Linked DNA regions of Homo sapiens: regions 1, 2, 3, 5, 6 and 7 are each linked to region 4. The links are chromatin contacts, found by Hi-C or POLR2A ChIA-PET in ENCODE. All regions are on one chromosome and are shown on one strand. Each heading gives the region's core, a stretch centred on a gene start or an enhancer-like site at or near the end of the contact. The rest is flanking DNA. Distances are from core to core; before and after follow the strand shown. Region 1 holds the start of CIRBP (cold inducible RNA binding protein). Region 2 holds the start of GADD45B (growth arrest and DNA damage inducible beta). Region 3 holds the start of SLC39A3 (solute carrier family 39 member 3). Region 4 holds the start of SCAMP4 (secretory carrier membrane protein 4). Region 5 overlaps GNG7 (G protein subunit gamma 7). Region 6 overlaps GNG7 (G protein subunit gamma 7). Region 7 holds the start of TIMM13 (translocase of inner mitochondrial membrane 13).

Region 1 (2,983 bases), core at 382-2,881, 640 kb after region 4:
ACAAAAAGTTTGCCTTCATCTGATGCCATGGCGGCCTGTGGCAGACACCAATGAAATCCTCAACAGGGGTCATCTCTCACCACCTCTCCCCGCTTCCTATTTTATGTAAATGACATGTGTTTTTTAGGGGAAATATTAGAAAATCAGATTTTTATTTTTCATTATCTCAAACTCATACCTAGGACTTATTTTTTTGGGGTCGGGGGCAGTGTGTCTAACTGTCACCCAGACTGGAGTGCAGGGGTCACTGCAGCCTCCACCTCCTGGGCTCAAGCAATCCTCCTACCTCAGCCTCCCAAGAAACTGGGACTGTAGGTGTACACCACCACGCCTGGATAATTTTTTTAAATTTGTTTTAGTAGAGATGGGGTCTTGCTCTGTTGCCCAGGCTGGTCTGAAACTCCTGGGCTCAAGCAATCCTCCCACCTTGGCCACCCAAAGTTTTGGGATTACAGGTGTGAGCCACCGCACCCAGCCACCTAGGACTTCTTAATTCAAATAATTTACTCCATCCACCCCCAAGACTGAAGGCAGGCCGCACCCATTTCCACAATGGGTGTCTCCCTTCCCCCACAGCCTTCCAGTTGTGCCCTGGGCAGGACTGCACTCTCAGGTTCTCCTATTTCCGAACGGGTGCCAACTCCTACCCTAACCAACTGACATCTACTTGTTGCTGGACCAGAACGTGCTTCTGCTCACTGTAAAATGCCTCCTGAGACTGGGGGGGGGGCTGGCTGTCAGGGAGGCCGCCCCGTCCTGGGGGGCACCTCAGGGCAGGTACTGACTTCCATAGCCAGGACCTAGGCCGGGAATCGGGAAGGGATGGCCCCGGAAGTGATAAGGCAGGATTTCCAGGCAGGGGAAGTGGCATTTAGGAGAACTGGCTATTTAAGGGGGCGGTCAGTGCTGACACAGACAAAGCATTCACTGGCTGGGAATGGCCGCCACCCAGTGGCTCTGAGAACTAGACTTGGAAGTCTGGCACTGGGAGCTGTGCCAACTTGGACCAAACTTTGGGCGCAAAGCACGACGTGGCAGACGAGGAACCACACTAGAACGGGCCACGCCTACCCAAGATTTACGAGGCCGTCCTTTCCCTCATGCAATCGCAATGGGAAAAGGAGGAAACTAAGGCTCGGTAAGCAAAAGCGTTGGTGTGTGGATACCTCCAGCCCCAAGGCCGGGAAAGCGGCCCTGGAGACCGGGGGCGCCACGTGGCCCCGCCCCCGCCGCGTGCGCATGCGCCCCGCGCGCACCCTGCGCCACTCCATCCGGGAACTCGGCGCTCCCGCCATTTCGCTGGGCACAGCCTCGAGCTCGCGGCCGCCATTTTGCGGCGGCAACCGGGTCGCCGGCGGCCCGGACCGGCGGGGAGAGGCCCTCTGGCCGCTACTCGGCCCAATCTCCCGCTGTCCCTCGCCGCCGGCGGGGCGGACTCCACCCCGGGCCCGCCCCCTCCCAGGGGCGTGCCGCTGCGGCCCCGCCTCGCCTGGCCGCCGCAGGCCGCCCGCCGCCCCGAGCTCCTCGGAGCCGGTGCAGCCAGGGCCCTCACCACTGAGTCGGGCAGGTCCCTGACGCAAGCGGGAAGACAGCGCACCACAACGACCCGAGCCTCCTAACGCGCGAGTGAGGGGGGGGCGTCCCCGAGCCCGGCCTTATATACGCTTCCGCCGGGCCCCGCCCCCTACACATCCTGGGCCAATCAGAGGGCGCGCCTGCGTCTTATATTCATGAGCTGGGGGCCGAGTCTATCTCGGTTCCGCCCCCTCCCGCGGACTGGTGTCGGGCTCGACTATTGGCCGAGACGTTTGCAGTCCGCAGTCCTCCACCCGCGCTCGAGGGGGCGTGACCAGCGCGCGGCGGGGCGGGGCGGGGCTGACCCAGTTACGCGTGCCTGCTCCCTGGCCTGCGGCGGGGAACAAATGGGCCTCTAGCCCCGATTCCCAGGCCTCAGGCCTCATGGGGACTTCTGGGTGTCACTGGGACCCCGACTTTGCCTGTGCTCCAGCAGTCCCGACATAACAACCTAGCCCAGATCCCCTACCCAACCAAGACCCGGCTGTCAGACATCCCAACTTCATCTGAACCCCGACACCTGTCGTGATATTCTTGCCAATACAACCGACGTCCCAGTTTTCCCAGCACCCCAGCACTCCATTCCTGCCATCAACCCCATGCCCACCAAAACCCCAACAGAGACAACCCCATTCATGCGAACCCCAATATTCGCAATCCCAATTCTTCCTACATCGCCACACTTTGGTGCACCCCAACTTTACGCAACCCAGTTTGCCTACAAACTCCAACCCGCACCCAAGCCTAACTCCCACTGGAACCGCGATTATCACGGCTGGGTGCGTGGCCCACACCCCCACACTCGCCTGGCCGGATAGTGTTGTGCGTCCCTGCTGTCGGGTGCAGGCGGACACCCCGAGTCCCCACTGCACCCCAGCACTCCGCCCGGCCCTCGGCCTCCCCTCCCACCGTGCTGCACAGCAACGGCGCACTCGCTCCCCACGCGGGGCCAGGCCCACTCTGCTCCTCCACCCAGGCCTTTTCTCTCCTTCCACAGGCCTCCCCTACTGAGCCTGGTTGGCGGAGGGGAGTCTTAAAGCCGCCGCCATCTGGAGAACCAGCTTTACAAGGACCCTCACTCACTACTCTTCGGCGGCCCCAAAGCCTCTGGGGGGCCCTCTATGGCCACCACTTGCTCCTCGCCCAGGAGTCATCTCATGCCGCCGCCTCCCCCAGCCCTGGTGGAAGAAGCCAGCGCGGACCCCTGCCTCTCTGCCCCAGAAAGTCTTCGGAGGGATGACCCTCTGCTGACAAGCTGGGGGAAGTTGGCGTACAGAGACCCCCGCTTTGCTGCTCATCCCAGGGAAATCCCGGCCCCACTCCTGACCTCAGACTCACTTCCACCCTCAAGTGGATCGAGGTGGGGGTAGCCAGGGGCGCTGTCTCCAGTGACAAGGTCTCTGGGACC
Region 2 (3,031 bases), core at 1-2,500, 570 kb before region 4:
CTGCCCACGGGACATGCCAAACGTGGCTGAGCGCTGAGCTGTGCAGGACCAGTCAGCCCGACTTTGTTGACAAACACCGGCCCAGGTGCCCGGGCGTGGCGGGGCAGGGCAGAGGCCCGACTCACCGTGACCAGGAGACAATGCAGGTCTCGGGCCTCGGTGGTGCCCTGGGTCTCGGCCGGCTCTCCCAGGAGCTGCGCCAGGCGCTGCATGCCCGACACCCGCACGATGTTGATGTCGTTGTCACAGCAGAAGGACTGGATGAGCGTGAAGTGGATTTGCAGGGCGATGTCATCCTCCTCCTCCTCGTCAATGGCCAAGAGGCAGAGGACCACGCTGTCTGGGTCCCTGAGGGGGCCAAAGGGTAGGGATGGGTCAGCCGGGGACAGGGGAGGGGCCACCGTGCAGGGGGAGTTTGCAAAAAAGGAGCGTGCAAGAGCAAAAGAGAAACTGCAAGGGTGCAGGGGATTGCCTCTGCAAGCTGGTGACGGTGGGGGGAGGGGAGGGCACACGGTTCAAAGTATGGGGTAGGGGGAGACAGGCCCACGGCGGGAGGGGTGTTTGCAGACGATACATCAGGATACGGCAGCCCCCGATCCACAAAACGGCAGAGAAGCTCTGCATCCACAGCGGGGGGCACTTGGGGAAGTCCCAGCTCCATGCAAGACAAGCGTGCGGAAAGCGTCCAGAGCGGAGGGGAGGTCCCGTCCCACCCGCGCCCAGCCCGGGAAGGGGGTCTGACTCACACATTCATCAACTTGGCCGACTCGTACACCCCCACTGTGAGGCGATCCTGGCGCTGAGCGGCCACCAAAAGCTCCTCCACCGCGGCGGTCACCGTCTGCATCCTGAGACCAGGAAAGAGGGATCAGTGACGGGCGGACCACCGGGTGCTACGTTCCGCTCCCGGCCCGGCCCAACCCGACCCATCCCGTCCCGGCTGACCTCAGGCGGCGGCAGCCCCGGCTACTTACTTCTGCGCCGCGTTGTCGCACGCCACGAGCTCTTCCAGCGTCATGTTGCAATTATAATCCACAGTGGATGCGGCTCCACGGCAGTCCCCAGGGAGAAATTGCAAAATCCGAGCCAGAGAGCCCAAAACCTTCCCACAGAGCTAGAGCGCTCGTCCAAGACCTTCGGGAAGCAGCGAAATCCTTCCAGAAAAGGCGGAAAAATATATTGCAAAGTCCTTGGCGAGGATAATCCAGGAAGTTGCGGAAACCAACGGTAGTCCGACGCTTCGGCGATCTGAGCTGGGAGCCTCCGGCACCGACTTTTATAGACTTGAACATTGGGCGTGGCCTCAGTGGAGTCATTCGCCCCTCCTATTGGTGGAAAGACAAGGGCGAGTGCAGCTAGCTCTGCGGTTGGCCGACGGAGGGGAGGGGGAGGAGCGGCGTGCGGGGGCGCCCCACGTGGGGGCGAGAACCGGGAGGAGGGCGCGCGGGGGCCGGGTAGGTGACCGCGAATGCCAGAAAAGAAAAAAAAGCAGAAGTTTTTTTCTCCTGATTTCCCGGCAGCCGAGCCGCGGTTCGGGGCGCGCGCGGGATTTCCAGCGCGCGAGGCGGCCCGGACTTTCGGGGGGGCCTGGAATCCCCTCCCGATCCGCGGAGAGTCCCGGACCGCGCCTTTCCCAAGTTCTGCTGGGGGTGGAGGGGCTGCACCGGGAAGGGGCCCCGTTTGCAGCGTGATCTCGCCCAGGTGGTGGTGAGGGCCGGAGTCTCTCCTGGCTGCGACGACCCCAGCCCCTGGGTGATTTCGCTTCTCCCGGCCTCTCTGTTCCCGTCTGAGTAATGGGTCTGCAGCGCCGGCCTCGCTGGTTTGCAGAGCATGGCATAAAATACGGCTGACAGTAAGAGCCCAATACACATCAGCTGTCACCTGGTGGTCGCGGGAGGCCTCCTCGAGGGCCCCGAAAGTGGGAGGTTGCAAAGCCCGGGGCGCTCTGGAGAAGAAAGTGGGCGCCTCCTCGCCGACCCCGCGAGTATCAGGGTGGGGTGCGCGTGGGAGGTGCAGGTGGCGCGGCCCCGCCCCCGCCGGCTGCCTGGCGTTCCAGCCTTTGCCCGTGCGGAGGCCTCCAGGCCCTGGAGAAAGCCATTGTTGAGGGGAATGGTGCAGGCTCCGGCTGCACGCCGCCACCCAGGGCCCACGTGCAAGGATGACGGCTACTTTTATTTCTCACTCCGGGGTGGGCGCTGACCTGCATTGAGTGCGTGGTGCGGACCTGGTACCCCCCACCCCTCCGGATTCATGGATGATTTAATCCAAGACCTGGGAAGCAGGGGGGATGCTTATGTGCATTATGCAAAAGGGGAAACTGAGGCTTGGTGAGGCCATAGGCTAGTTCGTGTTGGAGCCACGCGTGTGCGCCAGGCACGGCCGCCTGCAGGACTCCGCCGCCCCGGGAAGGCTGTTCAGGAGCGAGGCTGGCAGGCCCCGCATGACAACGTCTCCCACGGTCGACTGGGGGCTCCCGGGTGACTCACATCTGAGTCCCCTCCCCCGCCAGCCTGGGGTCTGGCCTCCGCCCGGCGGCTCACTTTCCCCAGTTGCCCGGCTCCCCGGCCCGCGGGTCCGGCTGACGCATCCCACCTCCTCCGCGCCGCCCACCGCTGGGGCACGAAATGTCCCGGGGCTGCGAGGCGCGGTGGCGCCATCTGGTGGCCGCGCCGAGTTTCTGCGCCCTCAGCGCCGGAAGAGAGGGACGGACGGGCGGGGCACTGGGCTGGAGGCGGGGGATAAGGGGACCGTGGCGGTTGCAACGTTTTATGTAACTTTATGCAATGTTTTACGCATGCAACATACATATTTATATTTTATAATTTCAATTTAAAAGTTAAATCGGCCGGGCGCGGTGGCTTACGCCTGTAATCCCAGCACTTTGGGAGTCCGAGGCGGGCGGATCAACTGAGGTCAGGAGTTCGAGACCAACCTGACCAACATGGCCAACATGAGCTGAAGATAAGGAAGATCAGGGAGGTGGGTGGGATAAGTGCAAAGTCAGATTCTGTCTTTATTTACAATTTTGATA
Region 3 (3,068 bases), core at 102-2,601, 830 kb before region 4:
AGGGTGTTTCAAAGGCTGCAATTGAAGTGAAGCAGTCATCCAAAGGCTCAACTGGGGCAGGACCCTCTTCCATGATCACGTTCATGGCTGTTGGTAGCATTTGGTTCCTTATGGACGCTTGTGCTGAGGGTCTCATTGCCTTGCTGACTGTTGGCTGGAGGACACCCTCAGTTCCTTTCCCTCTGGATCTCTCCAGCATCTTAGCTTGCTTTGTCAAGACACGTAGGCTGAGAAGGCGAGAGACAGGCTCTGCTGGCAAAACAGAAGTCACAATCTCTCATAGCCTAATCGCAGAATGACATCCCATTCATTTGCCATTTTCTATTTGTTAGAATCAAGTCATCAGGCCAAGCGCAGTGGCTCATGCCTGTAATCCCAGCACTTTGGGAGGCCAAGGTAAGAGGATCACCTGAGGTCAGGAGTTCAAGACCAGCCTGGCCAACATGGTGAAACCCCGTCTCTACTAAAAACACAAAAATTAGCCGGCATAGTGGCACACGCCTATAATCCCAGCTACTCGGGAGGCTGAGGCAGGAGAATCGCTTGAACACGGGAGTCGGAAGTTGCAGTGAGCCAAGATCGCGCCATTGCACTCCAGCCTGAGTGACAAGAGCGAGACTCTGTCTCAAAAAAAACCTTTTTTTTTTTTTTAGAGATGGGGTCTCACTATGCTGCCCAGGCTGGCCTTGAACTCCTGGACTCAAGCGATCCTCCCGCCTCGGTCTCTTAAAGTGCTGAGATTACAAGTGTGAGCCACTGCGCCCTGCCAAGATTTGGTTTTTAACTTACGCGTTACCTCCTATACTTATTTTTTCATGGTTTGAACATGTAACATCTACTTTCTTAGCAATTTTGCAGTATGCAATGCATTGTTACGAGCTGTAGCCACCATGATGTACAGTCGATCTCTTGGACTTACTCCTCCTGCCTATCAACAGAGATTTGTTGAAGGGATGAATCTGCTTCTTCAGCCGTCGGTAAGGGGATCAGCAGCGAGGACGCTGAGAGAGGAGCCGCCTCCGTTGGAAATCCCTTCCCATCCACCTCCAAGCCTCTTTCCAAGCGGGATTCAGCACCAGGCGCCCCTGGACAGCTCTGGAAACCCAACCCTGCCGGAACCGTTCCTCGCCAATCCGGGTTTCCCGCCGGGGCCGCTTGGTGGCTGCGCCCGCCGCTCAGCGGGAGGAAACCCCTTTCCTGTGCCGGTAGGAGAGGTGGAGTCGCATATGAGTGGCAGGTTTCGCAGCCAATAGTATGGAAAGTTCTGCCAGCGGGTCTCGGGGAGGCCAATGGGCAGGGGCGTGGGCGGGGCGTGGACCAGCCGCGCCGAGCGGGGCCTCTCCGGGCCGCGTCTGTGGGGTCGAGACTGCGCGGCCGTTGGGCGTGCAGCGGCGCCAGTCGGCGGACGAGGGGCCCCCGGGAGGTAGGTGCGGGCAGAGAGAGGACCTGGGGCGGCGGGGCGGGGCGGCGCTGAGCGGCCGGGGGTCTGTTGGACTCTACCCGCACGTTAGCCGAGGCCCGTCTCCGGTGCCCGGTAGCGCGAGGCACACAGAAGGCGCTCAATAAGTGCTGATTGAATGAATGAGCCCGTGCCCTCCTCATCCCGGCCCGAGCAGCCTCCGGTTTGAGAGCGTGCAGGCCACCCTCACCTTCACTGTACAGACTGAGGTATCCAGATGCCGGACAGGTCTTTATTGGGCGCCTACTGTGTGCCTGGGTGGCTCTGCGCTGGGTGCAGCTGGCCCTGAGCAAGACAGACAGCCTGGTCCCGCCCAGCTCACCGCCGGGGGGGAGGGACGACTTTAAATGACTTAAAATAATGTAATTCCTAGCTCCCTCTGTAGCACAAAATAAAAGAAAATAACACCAGGGAAGGGGGCGGGGAGAGCTCTGAGTGGAGACATCTGAGCAGTGACCCGAAGACCTGAATGCAGTGAGGTAGCGGGGCCATGAGGCGCTTGGGGCTGATGGTGGGGGAGAAAACCCAGTTGGGGAAAACTCAAGGACAGGGGAGGAGCTGAGATTCCTCCTAAGAACGGTGACATTTTGGGGTCCAGGGTGAAACCGACTTCACTTTGGCCCATTGCATCAGGTAAAATGCGGCCCTTATCAGTGGCCACACGCTTCCCCTCGTCCATGTGTTCAGCCAGCGGTTTTTGAGTATCTGTTCTGCAGCAGGCCTTCCGGCGGGTACAGGGATATGGTTTAGGGCAGGAGTCAGCCAGGGGCAGAGAGGGAGGCCCTTTTTTTTTTTTTTTTTTTTTTTTTGAGACGGAGTCTTGCTCTGCAGCCCAGGCTGGAGTACAATGGCGCGATCTCGGCTCACTGCAAGCTCCACCTCCTGGGTTGAAGCAATTCTCCTGCCTCAGCCTCCCGAGTAACTGGGATTACAGGCACGTACCACCATGCCCAGCTAATTTTTTTTTTTTTTGAGACAGAGTCTTACTCTGTCACCCAGGCTGGAGTGCAATGGCTTGATCTTGGCTCACTGCAACCTCCACCTCCTGGGTTCAAGTGATTCTCCTGCCTCAGCCTCCCAAGTAGCTGGGATTACAGGTGCCCACTACCACACCCAGCTAATTTTTGTATTTTTAGTAGAGACAGTGTTTCACTGTGTTGGCCAGGCTGGTCTTGAACTCTCGACCTCAGGTGCTGGTCTCGAACTCTCGACCTCAGGTGATCTGCCCACCTCAGCCTCCCAAAGTGCTGAGATTACAGGTGTGAGCCACCACTCCCAACCGAGGGAGGCCCTTTTGAGGGGTCCTGGATGCAGAGAAGCAAGAAAGAAGAAGGAGGCCTCGCTGGAAGGTCAGGGGAAAGAGAGCAGTGTTCCAGGTGGAGAGAGGAGAACCCATGCAGAGGTCCTGAGGCACGAGCAAGCTTGGCACAGAAAGGACCAGTGAGGGCCGAGGCGAGGCAGGAGCTTGTCATGCAGAGCTTCAGCCTCAGGGTACAGAGTTTAGACTTTATTTCGGGGCATGGGGAAGCCATGGACCACCACCATCCAATAGCATGTTCTGCAGTGATGAGAGTGTTCCCTTTGCTGTCAAATACGGTAACCACAGAAG
Region 4 (3,115 bases), core at 462-2,961:
GTTCAAGCAATTCTCCTGCCTTAGCCTCCCAAGCAGCTGGGACAACAGATGTGCACCACTATGCCTGGCTAATTTTTTATATTTTTAGTAGAGGTGGGATTTCACCATATTGGTCAGGCTGCTCTCGAACTCCTGACCTTGTGATATACCTGCCTAGGCCCCCCAAAGTGCTGGGATTACAGGCGTGAGCCACTGCGCCCAGCCTGGGGCTTGTTTCTTTACACACACACACACACACACACAATTTTTTTTTTTTTTTGAGACGGAGTCTCACTCTGTCGCCCAGGCTGGAGTGCAGTGGCACGATCCTGGCTCACTGCAAGCTCTGCCTCCTGAGTTCACACCATTTTCCTGCCTCAGCCTCCTTTGGGAGTAGCCGGGACCACAGGCGTCCACCACCATGCCTGGCTTTTTTTTATTTTTAGTAGAGACAGGGTTTCACCGTGTTAGCCAGGATGGTCTTGATCTCCTGATCTCGTGATCCACCCGCCTTGGCCTCCCAAAGTGCTAGGATTACAGGCGTGAGCCACCACGGCCGGCGCTACACGTATGTATTTTATTTATTTATTTAGAGACAGGGTCTCGCTCTGTTGCCCAGGCTGGAATGCAGTAGTGCCATCACAGTTCACTGCAGCCTCAACCTCCGGGGCTCAAGCAATCCTCCTGCCTCAGCCTCCCAAGTAGCTGGGACCACAGACATGTGTCACCATGCCTGGCTTATTAAAAAAAAATCTTTTTTTCTTTTTTTTGGAGAGTGAGTCTTGCTAGCTTGCTCAGCCTGGAGTACAATGGTGCCATCTTGGCTCACTGCAACCTCCACCTCCCAAGTCCAAGCGATTCTCCTGCCTTGGCCTCCCCAGTAGCTGGTTTTACAGGCGCGTGACACCACGCCCAGCTAATTTTTGTATTTTTGGCAGAGATGGAGTTTCACCATGTTAGACAGGCTGGTCTCGAACTCCGGACCTCAGGTGATCCACTCGCCTTGGCCTCCCAAAGTGCTGGGGTTATAGGGTGAGGAACTGCACCCAGCCGTCCTTGTTTCCACGGAGTCGATCCTCTGTTTCTGGCCACCCTACAAGGAGGCCTTCTCTGCAAGACAGCGGGGAACCTCGGTCCTCGGGGTAGTGTGTGGGAGATAACTGGGGGCCTGTGATACAAAAACCTGAAAAACTCATACTCTAGGTAACGATGAGGAACGATGGTCAATTCTGGGGATGTACCAAGGCCTAGGGGAATCTCCACATAAAGGCGAATCAGAGCTGGGGAGGAAGGACGCGAAGGCTACGGAAACTCGCGAGAGCGCGGTTCAGAGGCAGGGGACTGCGGGACATGACCTGAGGAAGGGCCACCGGAAGCAGCTGGAGGATACGGGGTCTCCCGCACCGACCATAAGGGCGCACACGCGCAGAAAGGCGCTAGGCCCGGGGGAGCGCGGTCCTGAGGCTTCCCCCAGGCCAGCGCCGCGCGCGCGCGCGCACGCGCATTCGCGCCGCCTCCCCGCGTCGCCCACCGGCCCGCCCGAGACGCGCGCGAGGCTGGCCTGGGCCCCCCGTTTTCTCCCCACAAACGGCCGGCGCCCCTCACCGCCGAGACCCCCCATGTCAGCCCCTACTCCCCCTCTGGGGAAGTCTGAGCCTGGAGAACCCGAGACCTCGGGGCCGCGCGCTTACCTGAGGGATCCGGGCGCGAGCGCAGCGCTTCGCCAAGTCTTAGCAACCGGCCCGGCCCAACCCACCTCACCCCGCCTCGTCTCCGCCTGGAGCCGCGGAGCACGACGGGAGCGTAGTTCCAGGGGCGGGATCTTCGCCAGGCCAAGGTGGGGCAAGGACTACAATTGCTAGTAGGCACTGCGCGCCGCCGCCTCGCCCCGCCCCGCTCCGGCACTGCGCTCACATGACCTCCGGGCGGCGGGAGGGGAGGAGAGGCGGGGCCGCTGCGCTGGGCGAGCGCTGAGTTTGCAGGTTCGAATCCCATCAAGCGGCCAGGGAAAACTCGGAACCCGGGGGATCTTTGGAAGGTTAGCAGAGTGGGAAGGATGAGGCAGAGGGGGTATATGACACCCGTCCCCTGAGTCCGGGATGGGGCCAGGTTCCAGTTCTGCCTGTTACTGCACTCCGGCGTGGGCCGCCCTCAGGTTTGAGTTTTCTCACCAGTAACGTAGGTGAAGAAGACCTCTTGCCTCTCCTGGGCCAAACAAGCACATTTTTTTTTTTTTTTTTGAGACGTAGCCTCAGTCTGTCACCCAGGCTGGAGTGCAGTGCTAGGCTCACTGCAACCTCCACCTCCTGGGTTCAAGCGATTTCTGGCTAGTTTTTGTACTTTTAGTAGAGAAGGGGTTTCACCAAAACATGCATATTTTATGAGCAATTTGTTACTCCTTCCAGTTGGACAGGTTTAACCAAGTGGTTCTCAACGGGAGGGAATTTGTCATCCCCTCCCCCAACAGCTTGACAGTGCCTGGCTGTAACCAGCTCAGGCTCCGATGCCAGAGTCTTGACAAACCAGTAAGGAGGAAAAAGTGCAGTGAAAGGAAGGTGACTTCCTTTCAGAGTTCGCAGCAGGGAGGCAGCTGGTTTAGGCCTCCAGAAACCCCTTCAAACTTGAGGCTGGGGTGAGGGGCTAAAAAAGGGGAACTGGGAATGGTGGGTGTGCAGGGGAGGTGCTGATTATAAGCTCTGTGTGTTCATGAATTTTGGTGGCTTAAAAGCGCAGGCTGGCCTCATCCTAATAAGGGCCGGGTTGCAGACCACCTTGAGGAAATCTCTGGGATTTTGCAGGTGGGTCTCCGTGCTTGGCCTGTCTCCAGATTAGCTCTAAAACGTTCTTTCTTTTTTCTTTTTTTTCGAGACAGTCTCGCTCTTGTCACCGAGGCTGGAGTGCAGCAGCACGATCTCAGCTCACCGCAACCTCCACCTCCCAGATTCAAGTGATTCTCCTGCCTCAGCCTCCCGAGTAGCTGGGATTACAGGCACACGCCACCACACCTGGCTAATTTTGTATTTTTAATAGAGATGGGGTTTCTCCATGTTGGTCAGGCTGGTCTCAAACTCCTGACTTCAGGTGATCTGCCCGCCTCGGCCTCCCAAAGTGCTGAGATTACAGGCGTGAGCCACCG
Region 5 (3,115 bases), core at 522-3,021, 720 kb before region 4:
CGCGTTGGGTTCCCCTTCCCGGAAGCCCCCCTCTCTGCCGCGTTGCTCGCGTTGGGTTCCCCTTCCCGGAAGCCCCCCTCTCTGCCGCGTTGCTCGCGTTGGGTTCCCCTTCCCGGAAGCCCCCTCTCTGCCGCGTTGCTCGCATTGGGTTCCCCTTCCCGGAAGCAGCTGGTGTTGCCAGTTTCGGGGGCTTTCCCTGGAGATGGGCTGAATCCCCAGCCCTCATTACTGACCATTGACTTCTGCAGGGCTTATCCCGCACCCTTTGCAAGCTTAAAAACCACCAGGAGCCGGGCGCGGTGGCTCATGCCTGTAATCCCAGCACTTTGGGAGGCCGACACAGGCGGATCACAAGGTCAGGAGATCGAGACCATCCTGGCTAACATGGTGAAACCCCGTCTCTACTGAAAATACAAAAAATTAGCCGGGTGTGGTGGCGGGCGCCTGTAGTCCCAGCTACTCAGGAGGCTGAGGCAGGAGAATGGCGTGAACCCGGGAGGCAGAGCTTGCAGTGAGCCGAGATCTCGCCACTGCACTCCAGCCTGGGTGACAGAGCAAGACTCCGTCTCAAAAGAGAGAGAAAAAAAAAAAAAGTTGATGAGGGTTTTGGGCAGGCAGAGGGAATCGAACTCACTCCTCCGTGGTGATCAGCATGAAGGAAGGGGAGAGAAAAGGGGCAGACGAGCCTCTTGTGGCTGCCATAACAGGTGACCACAGACCCGGAAGTATCAATCCGCAGACGTGTGTCCTCTCACGGTTCTGGAGGGCAGAAGTACTAAACCAAGCTGTCTGCAGAGCTGTGCTCCCCTGGGCGCTACAGGAGAGGATCCTTCCGCGTCCTCTGGCTTCTGGGGGCTCTGGCAAACCTGGCTTGTGCTTACCGTCGAATTGCTCCAGTCTCTGCTTCTGTTTTCTGCTGTCTCTCTGTGTCTCCTTCTTTGTTTTTGTTTGTTTGTTTGTTTGTTTGTTTTAGATGAGGTCTTGCTCTGTCACCCAGGCTGGAGTGCAGTGGTGCCATCTTGGCTCACTGCAACCTCTGCCTCCCAGGTTCAAGCAATTCTCCTGCCTCAGCCTCCCGAGTAGCTGGGATTACAGGCGCGCACCAACACGCCCGGCTAACTTTGTGTTTTTAGTAGAGATGAGGTTTGTCCATGTTGGTCAGGCTGGTCTCGAACTCCTTATCTCAGGTGATCTGCCCACCTCGGCCTCCCAAAGTGCTGGGATTACAGGAGTGAGCCACTGTGCCCAGCCATTTTTCTTTAATTAATTTTTTGTGTCTGGAGTCTTGCTGCTGTGTTGCACAGGCTGGAGTGCAGTGGCAGCATCATAGCTCACTGCAGCCCTGAAATCCTAGGGCTCAAGCAATCCTCCCGCCTCAGCTTCCCGAGTAGCTGGGACCACAGGTGTGGACCACCACATCCAGCTTCAACATAAGTTTTAAGCAAATGCAATTAGTCCGTAACAGTCATTTTCCGAGGTTCCCCGTGGACAAGAATTTTGAAGGGACGTCACTAAACCCCTTGCAAGGGAAGTGAGCTTTACTCAGGTCTCAGGAAGCTCCTGGGGTGTGCAGGAAGGGGCGAGGTCACCCCAGGAGGAAGGCGCTGTGCTAAGGAAAGGTGACTGTTGATGGGGCCCCCGTTTGCAGAAACCTGTATGAGTCGTACCACCTCTGTGTAATCTGCCACCTTCAGAGCGCCTGCAGGAAGGCGGCCACGTCACCCCTTTTATAAATGAAACTGGAAGCTCAGGCTGGGAAACCCAAGGTCACAGAACCCAGCCTCAAAGGCAGCCAGCATTTCCACCGCAGGAGTCTGTTCTCTGCACAGAGCTGTCTTGCTCTGTTGCCCGGAGCCAGAGTGCAATGGCACGATTTCGGCTCACTGCAACCTCCACTTCCCGGGTTCAAGCAATTCTCCTGCCTCAACCTCCCAAGTAGCTGGGATTACAGGCGCACAACACCACGCCCAGCTAACTGGCCGACCCACGTTGGCTGGGGGTGCTGACGGCATAAGCTCACCCCTAGGTCCCTCTAGGGTGGCCGATGACAGGACCCTAAGAAGCTCACCCCCAGCTGGGATGTTTCGTTGAAAATCTTCTCTTTTGCCTTTAGTTGCTTGAAAACATTGGACTCATACCCAAGAGCTTTCTAATTGGTTTCGATAGGAAACGGTTCTGAGGTTTCGCCTTTTTTAATATCCTGTTGGTCTGAGACTGGAGTGGCCCCTGGGGTGGCAGGTTTCCCGGTGCATGGGCCCAGCTCTGGTGTGTGGGTTGGGGGATCAGGACAGAGGTTTGTGAGGGGGGCAGTGACCTGCCTGCAGAGAGAGGGGTCGGGACGACGGCCTGTAGCCAGGGTGCAGGGGGATCTGCCTTTCTTTCATTCTACAGGGTCCTCTCCTCTCCCCTCCCCTCCCCTCCCCTCCCCTCCCCTCCCCTCTCCTCTTTTCTTTTCTGTTTTTGAGACAGAGTTTTGCTCTTGTTGCCCAGGCTGGAGTGCTATGGCGCGATCTCGGCTCACTGCAACCTGCAACCTCTACCTCCCGGGTTCAAGCAATTCTCCTGCCTCAGCCTCCCAAGTAGCTGCGAATACAGGCGCGCACCACCATGCCTGGCTAATTTTGTATTTTTAGTAGAGACGGGGTTTCTTTATGTTGGTCAGGCTGGTCTTGAACTCCCGACCTCAGGTGATCCGCGCCCCCCCCTCGTCCTCCCAAAATGCTAGGATTAGCTTTATTGAGATATAACTGACACAGCGTAAAACTCACCCTTTAAAAATGTGCAGCTCAGCGGTTTTTACATTCACAGAGTTGTGCAACCATCTCCTTTATCTAATTCCGGAACATCCTATCACCCCCAAAAGAAGCCCTGTCCCCCATGAGCAGTCACTCCCCATCTCCCCCCGGCAGCCCTGCCACACACGCATCCCCTCCCTGTCCCCATGGATGGGCCTGTCCTGGACATTTCGTAGAAATGGGATCACACACTGCGTGGCCCTCTGTCTCTGGCTCCTTTCATAGAGTGTGATGTCCTCAAGGTCCATCCACACTGTGGCCGGCATCAGAGCCTTGTTCCTTTTCATGGCTGAGTCCTGCTCCATGGTGGCGTTTGCTGT
Region 6 (3,026 bases), core at 270-2,769, 640 kb before region 4:
TGCCAGGAGCACCCCCCAGTTACGACAACCACAGATGTCGCCAGACAGCGCCCAGGGTCCCCTGGGGGACGGAATTACCTCTAGGTGAAACCCCCAGGGATAGGGGATTCCACGGACCCCCAAGAGACTCTGCGTCCCATGATCCTCTGCTGTGCTGAGGTCCCAGGAGGCTGCACACAATGAAATCCACACCGAGCTGGGAGGGAGAGAGGAGGTGAATCCCAGGAGTTGGGGGTCCCCCTGGTTCACACCATCCATCCCGTTGGGAGCTTATTCTAGTGTGGGTAGGGATTGAACCCCATTTTCCCCAAATAATTAACTCAGGGTCTTCTCCCTCAGCACTGTGGACAGTGGGGTAAGATCCTTCTCTGGGGTGAGGCTGTGCTGGGCACTTACGGTTGCTGAGCAGCGCCCCTGGCCTCCACCCACTCCATGCCAGGAGCTCCCCCAACCCCGACAACCACAGATGTCTCAGGCATCGCCCAGGGTTTCCTGGCGGGGCTGAATCACCCACCCCCCCAATTAAGAGCCACTGTTGGCCCAGCACGGTGGCTCATGCCTAAAATCCCAGCACTTTGAGAGGCCAAGGTGGGCAGATCACCTGAGGTCAGGAGTTTGAGACCAACCTGGCCAACATGGTGAAACCCCATCTCTACTAAAAATGCAAAAATTAGCTGGGCGTGGTGGGGGTGGGGGGCGCCTATAACCCCAGCTACTCAGGAGGCTGAGGCAGGAGAATCTCCTGAACCCGGGAGGCGGAGGTTGCAGTGAGCCGAGATCGCGCCACTGCACACTGTCCTCAGGGGCTTCTGTGAGATGCACTGAGGTCCTCATGGCTCCCGGGGGTGCTCATGGCTGAGGCCCTCGTGCCCACAGCAGGCGTGCAGATGTGCACATTGACGCAGGTGCCCAGGGACACAGCTCTCTGCAAACCCAGCTGCCCCAGCCACTGTACGAAGGCGACTTGTTCCTCACAGTGCCTCGGAGCCTTCTCTTCTCTCCCAAACTACTGTTCCATTTTGTTTGGGTTTGGATCTTTTCCTCTCTAAACATAACACCCTGTCTCTCTTGTCTCTGAACACTGTGTTCTCAGAAGCAGTCATCCCTCCACGGGGAAGGGCTGACGTTTCCACTCCAAGCATTGTCTCCCCTCCTGCCAAATCTGGTTGCTGGTTTTGTTGCTTGGGGTTTATTTTTCTTTCCTTTTTCGAGGCAGGCAGAGGTTTGGAGGGGTGAGAGGTGGGGGATTGCCAGACCCCCAGGAGGAAAGAGTCCAGGAGCTCTGCGAGCTATAAAGCTACTGGTTCTGGAAGTTTTAGAGCCAGATGAAGGTTGCTTCTGTTCTCACGTTGCTGCTGCAGGCCGGCCGCCCCTCCCGCCTTCAAGGCCACCTTCCCCCGGGGCTGACTCACCCCGGCACGCCGCGCCACACAAGGCTGGCTCTGCTTTGATGAGCAGACTGGAAAAGCGCAGCCGCCTCATTGTGGAGCTGCCTGGAAGCCGCCAGAGCCCGCTCTGAGCTGGAATTCGCTGAGCCTGACTTCCTGTGCCGTCAGGAGAGCAAACGCCCGCTGGCCTTAGGAGCCGGTTTACAGGAAGCAGCCATGGGAGGACGGTTTGCTCGGCTCATGGAGAAGCAGCCACCCTCTGCACGGGTTTTAATGCTGCACCCTCATCTCAGGGCTGTGAAAAGAAAAATTGCAGGCCGGGAGCGGGGGTTCATGCCCGGGATCCTAGCACTTTGGGAGGCCGAAGCAGAGGGATTGCTTGAGCCCAGGAGTTTGAGACTGGCCTGAGCAATACGGTGAGGCCCCAGCTCTAAAAGAAAAAATATTAAAAATTAGCCGGGCATGGTGGTGCACACCTGTAGTCCCAGCTACTCAGAAGGCTGAGGTGGGAGGATCTCTGGAGGCCAGGAGGTCAAGGCTGCAGTGAGCTGTGATTGCACCACTGCACTCCAGCCTGGGTGACAGAGCAAGACCCTGTGTCAAAAAAAAAAAAAAAAAGGAGGCCAGGCACGGCGTCTCATACATGGAATCCCAGGACTTTGGGAGGCCAAGGCAGGTGGATCACTTGAGATCAGGAGTTTGAGACCAGCCTGGCCAACATGGTGAAACCCTGTCTCTACAAAAAAATAAAAATAAAAAATAAGCCTGGTGTGGTGGTGGATGCCTGTAATCCCAGCTACTCGGGAGACTGAGGCAGGAGAATCACTTGAACCTGGGAGGCGGAGGTTGCAGGGAGCCGAGATGGCGTCATTGCACTCCAGCCTGGGTGACAGAGCGAGACTCTGCCTCAAAAACAAAACAAAACAAAACAAAAACCACCAAAAAAAAAAAAAAAAAAGGAAAACAGCAGAGATGATGTGTGCAGCATGCTCAGTCCAGCGTCTAACACCTAGCAGCAGCAGATGGCAAATAAGAGCTGAAGCTGTCCTGGGCTGTGGGACCCCATGCCTGCTCACCGGGGGGCCCTCCAGCCTGGAGACCCCAACCAGTCCCATCCTGGCCTTGCGTATCAGCTCCTTACACTGCATAAGAAACTACTGCATATGTGGTGGCTTAGAGCAACACGCCTGCCTGAGCTTACAGTTCTGGAGGTCATGGTGCAATGACGTCCTCTGCCCAGGGTCTCCCAGGCTGAAACTGAAACGTGAGCCGCCTGCTGTCTGACGCGAAGCTTCCAGTTGTCGTCCCCAGCTCATTCAGGTTCTTCCTGAATTCACTTCCTTGCAGTCGTAGGGCGCAGTCCCCCTTTCCTTGCTGGCTGTCAGTAATAAACATTCAGTGCACAAATGAAAAAACCCACCCCAGGCCAGGCGCGGTGACTCGCACCTGTAATCCCAGCACTTTGGGAGGCCGCGGTGGGTGGATTGCTTGAGGCCAGGAGTTCAAGACCAGCCTGGGCAACATGGTGAAACCCCGTCTCGACTAAAAAATACAAAAGTTAGCTGGATGTGGTTGTGAGCGCCTGTAATCGCAGTTACTCGGGAGGCTGAGGCAGGAGAATCACTTGAACCTGGGAGG
Region 7 (3,154 bases), core at 655-3,154, 520 kb before region 4:
GGCCGGGAAGGAGCCAGCGGCCGACAAAGCAGAAACACCCGCTGCTCCACGTAGCCCCTGCTCGCTGTCCTTGCTCTCAGAAGTCCCGGTCCCATGTAGATAGAGGGGGGCGCATCTTACCAAAGCATTTCCTCCTGGAGGCTACGCCGCTGTGCTCCCAGTCAGGCGGCTGGTAGGGAGCTTTGCCTGCCCCGGGGATACCCTCTGCCAGCCGCTGGAAGTGGGAATGCTGGCGACAGACTGTGTCCTCTTTCCCACCTTCATAGCAGGAATCACCCGGACCCGACTGGCTGGGCTTCGTGCTAGCGAGGGTTCTGGGGGTGGGTCTTGGTGATCTTGTCCTATGGGGAGTCTGCAGTGGTCTCAGCCACATCCTATGTATTTTGGCTCTGGAGGAGCAAAGCTGTATCCTGGAGTTGGTCTGTGATTTGCCGACAGCCTTGCAGGCTGGGCTCAGGGACAAAGTCCCCCCCAAAACCCGCAGGTCCTCATGTCCAGACGCTGCCCAGTCCTGTCCTGAAAACAGCACGCCCCAGGCCCACAGAACCCCCCACCCTACATTTGCCTTGGGTGGAGCTGGGGGTGGTCCTAGGACTGCGGGTGCCCTTAGCTGAAGGGGGTGGGGAGAAGCGTGGACTGGGCAGCCTGTGGGTAATTGGAGGTTCATTGAGAATTGAGTCTTTGGAAACACTAAGAAAATCAAATTTTTAAAAGTTATTTATGGCCTGGGAAACAATTTGCATTTGTCCCCAAATACGCTTAGCTGTGTGCCGCTTAGAACGATGCGAAACCATCCCTCTGTGTAAGCCCGTGCCGTGTGACTCGAAGCCTAGCGCCCTCCCTGCGAAGCATCAGACGCCACCCAGCCCTGGGGGGAGGCCCACGCCTGCTGGACCAACGCGGGTTCTGGGGTGCACAGCGCCAGGTTAACGCTGAAGCCTGCCCCGCTGAGCCCAGGAGCCGGGAGGCCTGCGGGCTGACCCAGAATCCGATCATGCACCTGTCCTCATGCCAGCGGCTTTGGCTGGGGTTGGTCTGAAGCCTGCACGCGGCAGTTCTTTGTTAAAGATCTGAGGGACTCCTCAGTCCTGGGGCGTCGCCGCCTGCAGCCTCTTCCAAGCCCTGCGTCCAGCGAGCGTCACAGCACAACCTGCAAAAACGGAGCTGGGCTGCAGCTGGGGCTGGCATGGACTTTCATTTCAGAGATTCGGTTTTTAAGAAGATGCATGCCTAATGTGTTCTTTTTTTTTTCCAATGATTTGTAATATACATTTTATGACTGGAAACTTTTTTGTACAACACTCCAATAAACATTTTGATTTTAGGTTCTGCCTCTGAGTTTATTCCTGAGGGGAAGCTCGAGCCGGGGCCTCTGCCCTAATGAAGCGGATGTCTAAGAAAGATCCCTCCACCCCCAAGGAAAAAGGTCACTGGCTAGTGTAGCTAGTGTAAACAGGACCCAGGCGATGCATGGGACCCTGCCCTTTTTTTTCTAGTGAGCCTCCGACGCTGTTGCACAAGCTGACTCTTCGTCACGTGATGCGACCGGGCTCCGCCCCGGCGGCAACACGCTGTATAGACGCGCCGGGTGCCTCGTGCGCATGCGCGGCAGGCCCTTCGGGACGAGCTGGAGGCAGAGCGTGAGTACAAAGTGATCGGCCTCGGCCGCACGTAGTAGCCCCCCTACTCCCCGGCCAAGTCAGGGCCTCCCTCTTCCCGCGGAGTCGCAACCACGGGTAGCTCGTGTAGGTAACGGCAGGTCCAGGCCTCCGCATGAGCGGAGGGCCCCCCGCGCGACCTTGAATGGCCCGGGCGCGCGCGGTCGTGTGGGAGTTGTAGTCCTCCGTCCCCGTCCGCGCGGACTCCGTTTCCCGTGGTGCCCCGGGCGGCCCGCTTCCGGCGCAGTTAGTTACGAGTCGGCGCACGCGGCCTCGGTCCGGTTGACTTTGCGGAGCCATGGAGGGCGGCTTCGGCTCCGATTTCGGGGGCTCCGGCAGCGGGAAGCTGGACCCAGGGCTCATAATGGAGCAGGTGAAAGTGCAGATCGCCGTGGCCAACGCGCAGGAGCTGCTGCAGGTGCGGGGCTGGCCGGGGACGGGCGCTGGGGGCGACAGGGCCACCCCTGGGGGCCGACGTCGCGGCTAAAGCCTCGCGTGTCTCCACAGAGGATGACGGACAAGTGTTTCCGGAAGTGTATAGGGAAACCTGGGGGCTCCCTGGACAACTCCGAGCAGGTGAGACCCGCGGAGGTTCGGGGCAAGGGTCGCGAGGGCCTAGATTCGAGGGGGGAGGTGTCTGCGCGTGCGCAGACTAACGGGGAGGTGCGACGGAGTGGTCACTGCACGTGCGTAGTCTGCAGCCCGGGCGTCCTGGAGCCGGGGTCAGGGCGGTCCCCGGGGCCGCGAAGTCCCGAGCTGAGCCGTGCGCCCCTCCGCTCCCGCAGAAGTGCATCGCCATGTGCATGGACCGCTACATGGACGCCTGGAACACCGTGTCTCGCGCCTACAACTCGCGGCTGCAGCGGGAACGAGCCAACATGTGACCGGCGAGCGCGGGCCACCCCACCCTGTTCATTTCCATAAACGTGCTTTGAGAGGCGGGGTCCGCATGTACGTACTGCCTGCCCGGGGCTTAGGAGGGTGGCACCGGTGCTGGGACACACGGGACTGTGTCCTCGCCACCCCCCGCCCTGCCCCCTGCCAGCCAGTGCAGCTTGGATCTCGGGGGTGTGGGGCCCTGTGCCTTCCTGAAGTGCTGGCAGCCCAGTGGCACCTCCTTCAGGCCTTTGGGGTATTCCCCTAGTGTGCCCAAGTCAGCCTCATATTCTGGGCGGACAGCTTGTCTGGACTTCGGAGTTGGGGGTGGTCAGACACCACAGGAGCTGTCACCTCCTGCGGATGGGCAAATAAATTGGTGGAGGACGGAGAGAAACCTCTTTATTTCCCTCCTGAGGGGTCTCTGGGAAGAGGTGACGCGTGTCCCTGGAACCCCAGCTCGGAGGGTCTCAGCCTCCCCTGGGTTGGGAGAAGTCCATCTTTCCCCTTAGTGCCACCGGGCTGCTGAGTCACGAGGAATGTGTTGCTGCTGCCACCCCTGCCCCAAAGGCTAAGGGGGACAGCCTTCCCCTTGTCAGGGCTTGCTTTGACCCTGCTTC

The links. Hi-C counts contacts between places; a loop is a spot of excess contacts on that map. ChIA-PET counts read pairs that join two places held with the same protein, here RNA polymerase II (POLR2A). Pooled maps may share reads with other maps.
Region 1: a loop to region 4 is called in a pooled map, with 4 times the contacts of the local background. The contact joins the promoter of CIRBP here to the promoter of SCAMP4 in region 4. A Hi-C loop is called at or near these places in 6 of 50 pooled maps. POLR2A ChIA-PET finds 5 or more read pairs at or near these places in 4 of 52 experiments (CD4-positive, alpha-beta T cell, H1, MCF 10A and 1 more).
Region 2: a loop to region 4 is called in a pooled map, with 7 times the contacts of the local background. The contact joins the promoter of GADD45B here to the promoter of SCAMP4 in region 4. A Hi-C loop is called at or near these places in 6 of 50 pooled maps. POLR2A ChIA-PET finds 5 or more read pairs at or near these places in 5 of 52 experiments (GM10248, MCF 10A, activated CD4-positive, alpha-beta T cell and 1 more).
Region 3: a loop to region 4 is called in a pooled map, with 6 times the contacts of the local background. The contact joins the promoter of SLC39A3 here to the promoter of SCAMP4 in region 4. A Hi-C loop is called at or near these places in 4 of 50 pooled maps.
Region 5: a loop to region 4 is called in a pooled map, with 4 times the contacts of the local background. The contact joins the enhancer-like site here to the promoter of SCAMP4 in region 4. A Hi-C loop is called at or near these places in 2 of 37 single-sample maps with no recorded cell type and 6 of 50 pooled maps. POLR2A ChIA-PET finds 5 or more read pairs at or near these places in 1 of 52 experiments (B cell).
Region 6: a pooled map shows a loop between it and region 4 (4-fold over the local background). The contact joins the enhancer-like site here to the promoter of SCAMP4 in region 4. A Hi-C loop is called at or near these places in 1 of 50 pooled maps. POLR2A ChIA-PET finds 5 or more read pairs at or near these places in 2 of 52 experiments (H1 and WTC11).
Region 7: a loop to region 4 is called in a map with no recorded cell type, with 22 times the contacts of the local background. The contact joins the promoter of TIMM13 here to the promoter of SCAMP4 in region 4. A Hi-C loop is called at or near these places in 1 of 37 single-sample maps with no recorded cell type and 8 of 50 pooled maps. POLR2A ChIA-PET finds 5 or more read pairs at or near these places in 3 of 52 experiments (HepG2, Panc1 and activated CD4-positive, alpha-beta T cell).

The regions. Positions count from the first base shown.
Region 1 is chr19:1,267,980-1,270,962 of GRCh38, reverse strand. It overlaps CIRBP (cold inducible RNA binding protein), which reads right to left and starts at 1,631. Exons shown (of 6, transcript NM_001300829.2): 1 at 1,553-1,631; 2 at 1-35. The coding sequence starts at 29. It overlaps CIRBP-AS1 (CIRBP antisense RNA 1), which reads left to right and starts at 703. Exons shown (of 2, transcript NR_027271.1): 1 at 703-1,138; 2 at 2,573-2,983. RefSeq lists silencers at 1,015-1,324, 1,375-1,534, 1,745-1,954.
Region 2 is chr19:2,474,346-2,477,376 of GRCh38, reverse strand. GADD45B (growth arrest and DNA damage inducible beta) reads right to left here and starts at 1,250. Exons shown (of 4, transcript NM_015675.4): 1 at 975-1,250; 2 at 747-848; 3 at 126-348. The coding sequence starts at 1,018. RefSeq lists enhancers at 1-9, 80-239, 250-359, 1-590, 520-609 and 2 more and silencers at 1,990-2,099, 2,470-2,609.
Region 3 is chr19:2,738,300-2,741,367 of GRCh38, reverse strand. It overlaps SLC39A3 (solute carrier family 39 member 3), which reads left to right and starts at 1,351. Exons shown (of 3, transcript NM_144564.5): 1 at 1,351-1,423. RefSeq lists enhancers at 1,070-1,119, 1,820-1,869 and silencers at 1,180-1,579, 1,988-2,255.
Region 4 is chr19:1,903,995-1,907,109 of GRCh38, reverse strand. SCAMP4 (secretory carrier membrane protein 4) reads right to left here and starts at 1,711. Exons shown (of 7, transcript NM_079834.4): 1 at 1,671-1,711. ADAT3 (adenosine deaminase tRNA specific 3) reads right to left here and starts at 1,711. Exons shown (of 2, transcript NM_138422.4): 1 at 1,671-1,711. RefSeq lists enhancers at 1,208-1,297, 2,318-2,377, 2,658-2,717 and silencers at 1,458-1,607, 1,658-1,987.
Region 5 is chr19:2,619,552-2,622,666 of GRCh38, reverse strand. The region is part of intron 2 of GNG7 (G protein subunit gamma 7); the gene reads left to right. Among named protein-coding and RNA genes, the nearest start is that of MIR7850, 9.6 kb to the left of the region's middle. RefSeq lists enhancers at 491-690, 1,570-1,869. Within about 2 kb of position 1,771, at least 25 of the 41 ENCODE cell types and tissues checked have a DNase peak (open chromatin) inside an H3K27ac peak, as active enhancers do; they include B cell, where a contact is called at or near this core.
Region 6 is chr19:2,542,202-2,545,227 of GRCh38, reverse strand. The region is part of intron 3 of GNG7 (G protein subunit gamma 7); the gene reads left to right. Among named protein-coding and RNA genes, the nearest start is that of GADD45B, 68 kb to the right of the region's middle. RefSeq lists enhancers at 1-35, 1-379, 380-1,199, 1,506-1,565, 1,200-2,019 and 2 more and a silencer at 926-1,015. Within about 2 kb of position 1,519, at least 34 of the 41 ENCODE cell types and tissues checked have a DNase peak (open chromatin) inside an H3K27ac peak, as active enhancers do.
Region 7 is chr19:2,426,336-2,429,489 of GRCh38, reverse strand. It overlaps TIMM13 (translocase of inner mitochondrial membrane 13), which reads left to right and starts at 1,904. Exons shown (of 3, transcript NM_012458.4): 1 at 1,904-2,076; 2 at 2,166-2,234; 3 at 2,444-3,154. The coding sequence starts at 1,957. The coding sequence ends at 2,542. LMNB2 (lamin B2) reads left to right here. Exons shown (of 12, transcript NM_032737.4): 12 at 1-1,324. RefSeq lists enhancers at 1,434-1,583, 1,668-2,413, 2,414-3,154 and a silencer at 2,134-2,223.